Linked DNA regions of Homo sapiens: region 1 is linked to region 2. The links are chromatin loops, found by intact Hi-C in ENCODE. Cell type or tissue: A673. All regions are shown on one strand. Links, peaks and the distances in the headings refer to the core of each region. The heading gives the core; the rest is flanking DNA.

Region 1 (4,397 bases), core at 293-4,292, 83 kb before region 2:
TATGAACAAGAGTTTACTATTCCACTGGCTTCATTAACATAACATTATTACTACAATAATCTCTTGCCTGCGAAGATAAAAGTTGAACATAACTTTATTATTGATTCTAGGAACTGCATAAAAGGCCTATCCACTGTTCAGTAAAAAGTGCCAAATGGCATTTTACAACCTCAAGACTCTTTGAACCACTTGCCTTAAAATCCTTGACTTGCTGTGTCCACCAAACCTAAAACCAGCATATCACTATTCCCACCCAATCACATCCTTCCCCTACATTGAAAGACCTGCTTTATGCCAGATTTCAAAATATGAATAAGTGTCCCCCAAATCCTTCTACCTCTGAGACTCTGCTAAGACCCTGTTCAGGAAGTACTCTTCCTTACAGCCTTATGCAATAAAGTTAGCTTTGCTTATCAACAAGTTATTTGGCTGATATTTGGGGAGTACAGCATATGATGAGTATAGTCACCACTGCTGTACTTCATGTCAGAGTAGACTGAGCCTAAATCCTAGGTCCAGTATCTATGGATATTTCTGAACCATGCACTGTGACCACAGGCATATTCAGGGAAATCAGTTACCAGTCAGGAGATTTAAATGTAAAAGAACGTAACCAAAAAAAGGAAACAGGTCTTAATGTATTTATTCTACGATGCCGCTATGGTCTTGCTGTTGTGGCGCCCCCTGGACAGGGTAGGAAGGTGGGCCATAGAGGGGAGGTGGATCAGCTCAGAAAAGGGTGAGTTGTGAAAGGAGACACTATCTGAAGTATTTGAGTCCTGGAGGCATATGAAACTGCCCACAGATAACTGATTCTGGAGTTTTTAGTGGGGACCTGGGAAGGGGCAGGGTGGAGTAGGATGGGGCGGGGCACTGCAGTCTAAGAGGCAAGAGCCGGCCTCAGTGCACATGTTTGCTGGGTGTCTTCCCGTCTGCCCCTTCGCACTGCGTGGTGAATGCCGCCAAGCTGCGCGGGTGCTGGTTACATTCCTACCGTCTGGACTCTTTCTGGATGACTGAGACACAGCTGATAGGTCCATAGGTCAGTCCTCCCAGGAGTTTAAGTGTCAGTGAAGTGTCAGGTGGAGTTAGCAGGCTTTGGGCAGGTCAGGCAGTGTGGTAGGTGGCTTCACAGCGGGAAGGGCCTGGAGGTCATTGTTCTTTTAAGAGGTGGCTATTCTGCCGCCAGCCTTGTCGTTGTGGGACAGGGGAGGAAAGTGGGTCATGGAGGGGAGGAAGGTCAGCAGAAGATGAGGTGAGTTTTGGAGGAGGACATTATTTGAGGCATCTGAGCCTTTGAGGCTATGAAACCGCACACAGAGGATGGATTCCGGAGTCTTTAGTGGGGAACTGGGAGAGAGGGTGGGACAGACTGGTGCACCACAGCTGCCATGAATGGTGACAAGTTGGACATAACCAGGTCCACATGTGCTTGTGCCTTTCCACAATATCAGGCTTTTATTGATGCTAATTCAGTCGTAAAAGCCACAAGCTACACGGAGTTCCTAAGGAGGCAGTTCTCCTTAGCACTTATCGTTCACCTGGTAGTTAGAGCAGCAGGCACACAAACTCAAGCCACTCCACAAGTCAGTCAGTATTGCAAACCATACATAACAGTATGCTAAATCAATTTATAAGTGTTATAAGTTAAACATTCCACAACAAAGTAACACTTTTCATCAAAGTAAAACTTTTTCATTGAGAGGAAAAAGAGGACAAAGGGTTAAGGAACCAGTCCAGGGGGGGTGAAGAAGACAAAAAGAGTCCTGGTCTGGGCTGAGTGGTCCATGGGTCTTGCAAGGAAGTCTTTGACGTGGCAGAGCCTTTGGCAGCAAATGCCAAGTTCTTGTCATGATTGATTGCAAGAAGGTGTCAGTTAAGACAGATGTTTGAAACTGCTGAAGGCCTAATCTTTTATAGTCACAGGGTCCTCTGGTAAGAGCTGATCGTGGAAGAGTGCTTGTTTGTGTCCTTATCTGGTTGGATGCAGTCTTCATGTTTTATTTGTTTATTAAACAAAACATGCTATTATTGTTGGCAAAGTGCCCTATGAAATATAAAATGGAGTATTTTTCTAAGATGGTGTTAGTTATGTCAAGGGTGCTCTATACAATCTACTCCAAGATTTTAGTAATCATAATGCAAACAATGTTTGAGGAAGGGGTTACAAAAATAAAAAATGACAAGTCACCATGGGAATTAATTTCCTCTTGGTAACTTGTTTACAATTTTGTGTTACAAAGGCTGAAAACGCAGATCTTAAGTATATGGTAAGCAAAGAGGATGTTTACAATGAAGATGACAACGTTCTGTAAATGTTCACAGATATATTTAGACCAATTCCAGAGTCCAGTTTTTAATATATTGATTGGGTTCCAGTCTGACCATGAGCCTTCATAAGGGGTATGGCTAAAAGTCTTCTTAATCATTTGGAAGAAGATGCATCTTCTGTGTAAGCCATCTAGTTTGAATGCTATTTTATTTGTGTTTAGTATTGCTAGTCCATGTGTTACTACCTCAGTGGTGTGTTTTAATTGTGCTAATTCTGTTTGGAATGTGTCATGAACTTGTTGAAGTTCCTTAGAGCTTCCTTGTGAAAGAGGAAAAGTTCCCTTATCCCCTCACAGGGCATGTGATGTGGGTGTGGCTTGCTTCTTCAGTGCCTGCTGCTCAAACCTCTAGGGGGAGCATGCAGACAGGCATGTTGTGGGGCTCTGACCCCAAGGCAGTGTCTAGGGGTGAATGCTTACAGCTCCTGAAGCCCCAGTGGGAGTGTGTTACAAGGTGCTCTTTTAGTTTAGCCATCTGTAGGCAGCTTGTGTTAGCTCAATTAGACTCCCTACCTTATCGCGAGGACAGAGGGCTTTCTGTATGCCAGGATTTCTTGCCTTGGTGTACTGGAAGAATCAGATCACATGTGGGTTTGGAGAATGAATGCAATGTTTTATTGAGTGGAAGTTCTCAGCAGATGGATGTTGCAGGAAGTCAGGGACCCCAAACGGAGGGACTGGCTGAAGCCACGGCAGAAGAACGTAAATTGTGAAGATTTCATGGATATTTATTGGTTCCCCAAATTAATACTTTTATAATTTCTTATGCCTGTCTTTACTGCAATCTCTGAACATAAATTGTGAAGATTTCATGGACATTTATTACTTCTCCAATCAATAATCTTATAATTTCCTATGCCTGTCTTTACTTTAATCTCTTAATCCTGTCATCTTTGTAAGCTGAAGATGTATGTCACCTCAGGACCCTGTGATGATTGCGTTATCTGCACACATTGTTTGAAAAGCACGTGTGTTTGAACAATATGAAATCTGGGCACCTTGAAAAGAACAGGATAACAGCGATTTTCAGGGAACAAGGAAGATAACCATAAAGTCTGACTGCCTGTGAGGCCGGGCAGAACAGAGTCATATTTCTCTTCTTTCAGAAAGTGAATAGGAGAAATATCGCTGAATTATTTTCTCAGCAAGGAATAACCCTGGTAAATGCATATCTGATTGCCTTCTTTAGAGAGGCTCATCAGAAACTCAAAAGAATGCAACCATTTATTTGTCTCTTATCTACCTATGACCTGGAAGTCTCCTCCCTGCTTCGAGTTGTCCAGCCTTTGCTTCGAGTTGTCCCGCCTTTTCCAGACTGAACCAATGTTCATCTTACATATGTTGATTGATGTTGCATGTCCCCCTAAAATATATAAAACCAAACTGTGCTCTGACCACCTTGGGGACATGTCATCAGGACCTCCTGAGGCTGTGTCACAGGCATGTGTGCTCAGCCTTGGCAAAATAAACTTTCTAAATTAACTGAGACCTGTCTCAGATATTCAGGGTTCACAGTTATAATAGGTCAGTGTGTTGTTCCTCTCTAAGCTTATTATCTAATTGAAGTTTCATAAGTCTAGAGTCATTGTGGGGATTTTCGTGATGCTGATAGTTGAGTAATCTAGTTTAGGAACTTTGTCCTGACAGGTAGAGTATATAGTGTTTGATCATTGGAATATTAATTCTTTTTGTATAAAATAACCATCAATAAATAGTGGTCTTTCTAAGGCAGTTATATGTAGATTATGTCTTATCTTTCTGTGTAATTGCCATTGTGTCTTATGCCATTGAGTCTCCTCCTCTTAATTCAAGTAGATTTAATATACATTGCCCTGAATCCTGATGCTTTGGATGTATCCAATTTAACTATAGACATTTTGTCCCAATTTTCTGTGAATAATTTTCCTGATGTGTATAATGTTCCTTATGTCATTCCAAGTCTGAGTTAGTAAAATACTTAGCCTAATACACTGTGTTTGCAGCAAGTTTTTCACCATAAAGTTTCTTAATGTAAATAGGTTAGTTTTTAGGTGTTTAACTTGTGATCAATATTGTAATTGAATTCCT
Region 2 (4,397 bases), core at 167-4,166:
TGTGTGTGTGTGTGTGTGTGTGTGTGTGTGTAGACATGGGGTCTCACTATGTTGGCCAGGCTGGTCTCAAACTCCTGGCCACAAGGGATCATCCTGCCTTGGCCTCCCAAAGTGCTGGGATTACAGGAATGAGCCACTGCGTCAGGACAGGTTCCACTTTCTAGACTAATTGCAGTTTGCAAGTGTTGTGGCTCAGAAAACAATATCCCAGAATGGAGGCCTCAGAAGCAGCCTCAGAAGTAAAAGTTTTTCTGTGACCTTATCCTGCCCTCTTATCTCTCAGTCCCATTCTCCCTTGAGGCTAGCCATAGAAACTAGGATCCCTCCTCCCCAAAGTGGGTCTTAGAAACCAGAAGTCCTTTTCTCCAAGCTAGTCATCAAGCCTAAAAATATGATTCTAATTTTCCCTCTGTTTTTCTGTGTAAAAAACAGGCCATAAAGAAATTACCTGTCCTACCTTGTTCAACTATATAAGTCATAAGACACCCATTCCAGAGAGGGTCCTGCCCCCCATACCCAGAAGGAAGGAATGCTGCTCAGAAAGGCCTAGAAGAATCCAGACAGACGGGTCTTGCTGGGTTTCCCCACTCAATCTATTTGCATTAGATCATACCCTTTTTTTCCAATCATATTTTTGCCTGGCTGTCCATACTTTGTTGAACCTGAGCATGAAAATGGACAATGTCCCCTATATTTTTGGATCTTAATTCTGAAGGCTCCCATACATACATATTAAATAAATTTGTATGCCTTTTCTCCTATTAATCTGCCTCATGTCAGGGATTTCCAGTGAGCCTTTAAAGGGCCAAGGCCCATGGCCCCTACATAACAAAGGACTAATAGCCTGACTCTGCTTCCCTAACCTTTCTCCTGGTGCACACACTTTGGTAAGGCACTTTGACCATTCAATACAGCTGTCACCAGCAAAGCATTGAACTTTTCCAGCCTGCTCACTAAATAAATGATAGAGACAAAAGGGATAAGAAGTTATGCAAACCCATCTAAATTTGTTTTAAAATGTGAATTTTCATCCCAATCAATTTCAGAACATCATGAGTATTACTGGTTATTTATTAAATTGTTTTTTCTGGGCTGGGCACAGTGGCTCATACCTGTAATTCTACTGCTTTGGGAGCTGAGGCATGAGGATCCCTTGAGCCCAGGAGGTAGAGACTACAGAGAACCATGATTGTACCACAGCACTCCAGCCTGGGTGATGAAGCAAGACCCTGTCTCAAAAAAAAAAAAAAAAAAAAAAAAAAAACCTCTATGAAAATTATTTTGTTCTGCTTGCATATGACCATTTCAGACAAAAGGTCTAGAGGAGAATCGATGATAATAGAAGAAATGGAAAGTTTCGATTACAGAATGGCACACACTGATTTTCTAACAATGAAGAAAACACGAAACCTGACACCTGGAAAGAGTCAAGCCAGAGAGAGGGGACGTTAATGATCTCTGTTTTTCAAAATGGTTTCTGAAAACTTTCCCTTTTTCCTGAAAAAACGCTCCCCATTCAGCCATCCCAAGCTACTGTAAGTATATTGAAATCACACTGACTGCTGAGCACACAATCACATCTGACAGAGCTGCAACTAGCGAAGGGACAGCAGGGGCAACCCAGCTCCTGAACATCCCACTCAGAACACCTACAGATGTCATCCAGGTTTGTAAAGAGGAAGAACTGGTGTCAATGGTTAACAGAACCTGGACTGACTGCCTTCTGTCAGTCCCTCTGAAACCAAGGACACAAATGACTTGTTTGGAATGCACAGGGAACCCTAGAGGGAAAGGTCCCACAGTGGGAGGCCACCCTGGGGGCCTTTGCAAGTTCCTGCCTGACTAATGTATGTCCTGCTGAGGGTGCACTTAAAATGGTAAATGTTAGGTTTCCAGGGATATAATCATGTACTTGCATGTGCCCCCTAACTATCCTGATACTGACTTAGCTATGAAAGGCCTTCACATCAGCTTCAGCTTACTGGCCAGAGCTATGCTGAGCCTGAATTGGTGGCTTGGGTTGGGCAAAAAAGGTTAATGCAAAAATTTAAGTAGGAAGTCAGCTGCCTTTCTAAGATAAACCTTCATGGTTACTGGGATTTGTATTAATTGGCTGTGATGGTAAACTTGATTTGTCAACTTGACTGGGCCAGAGTACACAGGTATTTGTTCAAACACCAGACTAGGTATCTCTGTGCAGGTAATTTTAAATGAGACTAACATTAAAATCAGTAGACTTTGAGTAAAGCAAATTACACTCCATGATGTGGGTTGGCCTCATCCAATAACTTCAAGGCCTTAAAGAGAAAAAAGACTGGGTTTCCCCCAGTGAAGAAAATATTCTGCCTGCAGACTGTCTGTGAATTTGAGCTATCTTACATGGGTCTCCAGAATGATGTCCTGCCCTACATAATTTGGATTTGCCAGCCCCCACAGTTGCATGAGCCAGTTCCTCAACATCAATTTCAACAATCTCTCTCTCTCTCTTTGTCTTTCTCTCTCTCTCTTTCTACACACACACACACACACACACACACACACACACACACACACACGGAGGAGCCCGAACCAATAGGGTGCTTACATCTGGGACCCTTAAAGGGCATAACAGAGATCAGTACTGCAGGTTGGTCTCACTCTGCTGCATGGGTTCTAAGGCAGAGTGCTGTGGTGTTCCCCTCCCACCCTCTACAGACTGACATCCGTGTGGCTCATCACTGTGATGCAGGGTTTGGCCATCCAACCATTAGAAATCACTACAATTCCACAAGGGTTCTCTGCTCTCCTTCTGCCTGTCATGTACTCTGTTCTATCCGGAAGACACAGCGATCTACTGGATACGATTCCAACCTTCCAGGAATGACCTGAAAACCTGGTGAGGGAGATACACTTGGAAAGAGAAGTTCAGTGAAATAACAGCAACAGGCATAGCTGGTGTGTTCACCAACTCATGAGAGATCACACTATCAACATCTTCCACTTGATTTTCCCCATCAATTAACAGCTTATCCTGGAAACAATCCCTTTGGTAGGTAAGTTGGATTCCCCTCATTGTTTCCCCAAGGCATGTGGAGCTACAAAGCAAACTGATACTGGTATGTTGTGTGAGAGTGGAGTCCAAGAATGGAATGCTCTGCAGTGATGTGATTGCCAAAGCAGTCAATTAGTCTTTGTAAGTTCCCAGATGAAGTACCATTTACAAGCCTCTCTCAGTTTACAGGGAGTGACATGTATGGAAAATCCAGTTTATTTAAGACTCTGGAAAAAGTCATTTGCCTCACTGTAACACTCAGTCCCCAAATGCCAGTAGACTCCGCCAATCATTCCAACAATCAAAGCTGCCCTCCAAAATGCCCCAAAGTGGGCAATGATATTCTGGCCACCACTTTAGAATTCATAAGAAGTACCCTCAAAACTCTTATTTACATCAAAAGGATAGGAATGTTGCAGTCGGTACAAAGGAAATAACACAGCACCATGGAGCAGGACACAATATTCCCGAGAAAGGATTGTGGGCACCTTCCTCCTCTGTGTTGCTTTCTGTGATTAAAAAAAAAGTGGTTCAGGGCCAGCTGGGGTGTGCAGTGAAGCTTCATTTCAAAGGTCAACCACTGCCATGGGACATTGATGCTCAGGATGGTTCTGTGGTAGTCATAACTCTGGTATCCTGAGACTAGTGTCCTTCTCCTAGGCAAGGGCAGCCCCAGGCTGGGGCACAGGAGAAAAGGCCCAGGCTAGGTTGTCAGTCTGCTAGGGACAGCTGTTTGTTGTGGGATCACAGATGAGATCAGGAGAAGGACAACTGAAAGGAGAAGAGAGGAGACCATCTCACACTGTCCAATATCACACTGTCCTGATTACCATAGTTACCATACACATCTTGAAATCAGGTAATAAGAGTCTTCCAATATTCTTTGTCTTTTATAAAATTGTTAGGCTATTATATTCCCTTTTCTTTTCCATATAAATTTTAAAGTCAGCTTGCCAATTTCTATTATAGAAACAAAAGGCTGCAAGGATTTTGATTGGGTTTACATTGAATGTATAGATTATTTGAGAGAAACTTATATATTGATAATCTTCAGTCTTGCAATCCATTAACATGGTATGTCTCTTCATTTATTTCAGCTTGCATTAATATTTCTCAGCAATGCTTTTCAGTCAGGTCTTGCACACATTTTGTTAAATTTTACCACTAAATATTTCATGGGGTTTTTGGTGCTATATTAAGTGATATTGATTTTTAATTTTCAATTGTTTGTTGCTGGTATATAAAAACAGCATTGACTTTTGCATATTTATCTTGAGCATGTTACTTTGCTAAACTCACATTTATGTTCAAGTCATGGAATAAATTCCATTTGGCTATGATGTAAATTTTTTATATATTGCTAGTT

What was found. A loop is a pair of places that touch in the nucleus more often than their neighbours do. Peaks named below come from ENCODE experiments on the same cell type or tissue, not always from the same donor. Only the 100,000 strongest peaks of a DNase experiment are listed, where the experiment ranks them.
Region 1: it touches region 2 in a loop (2.3-fold over the local background); 2 of 110 quality-filtered maps call a loop at or near these places.

The regions. Positions count from the first base shown.
Region 1 is chrX:52,268,745-52,273,141 of GRCh38, forward strand. No RefSeq gene overlaps it. Among named protein-coding and RNA genes, the nearest start is that of MIR8088, 66 kb to the right of the region's middle. In A673, for the core only: CTCF peaks have their summits at 683 and 2,674; a DNase peak (open chromatin) is centred at 2,667.
Region 2 is chrX:52,352,219-52,356,615 of GRCh38, forward strand. It overlaps LOC124905189 (a long non-coding RNA gene), which reads left to right and starts at 3,745. Exons shown (of 2, transcript XR_007068240.1): 1 at 3,745-3,890. In A673, for the core only: no CTCF peak of the experiment used is centred there; a DNase peak (open chromatin) is centred at 1,833.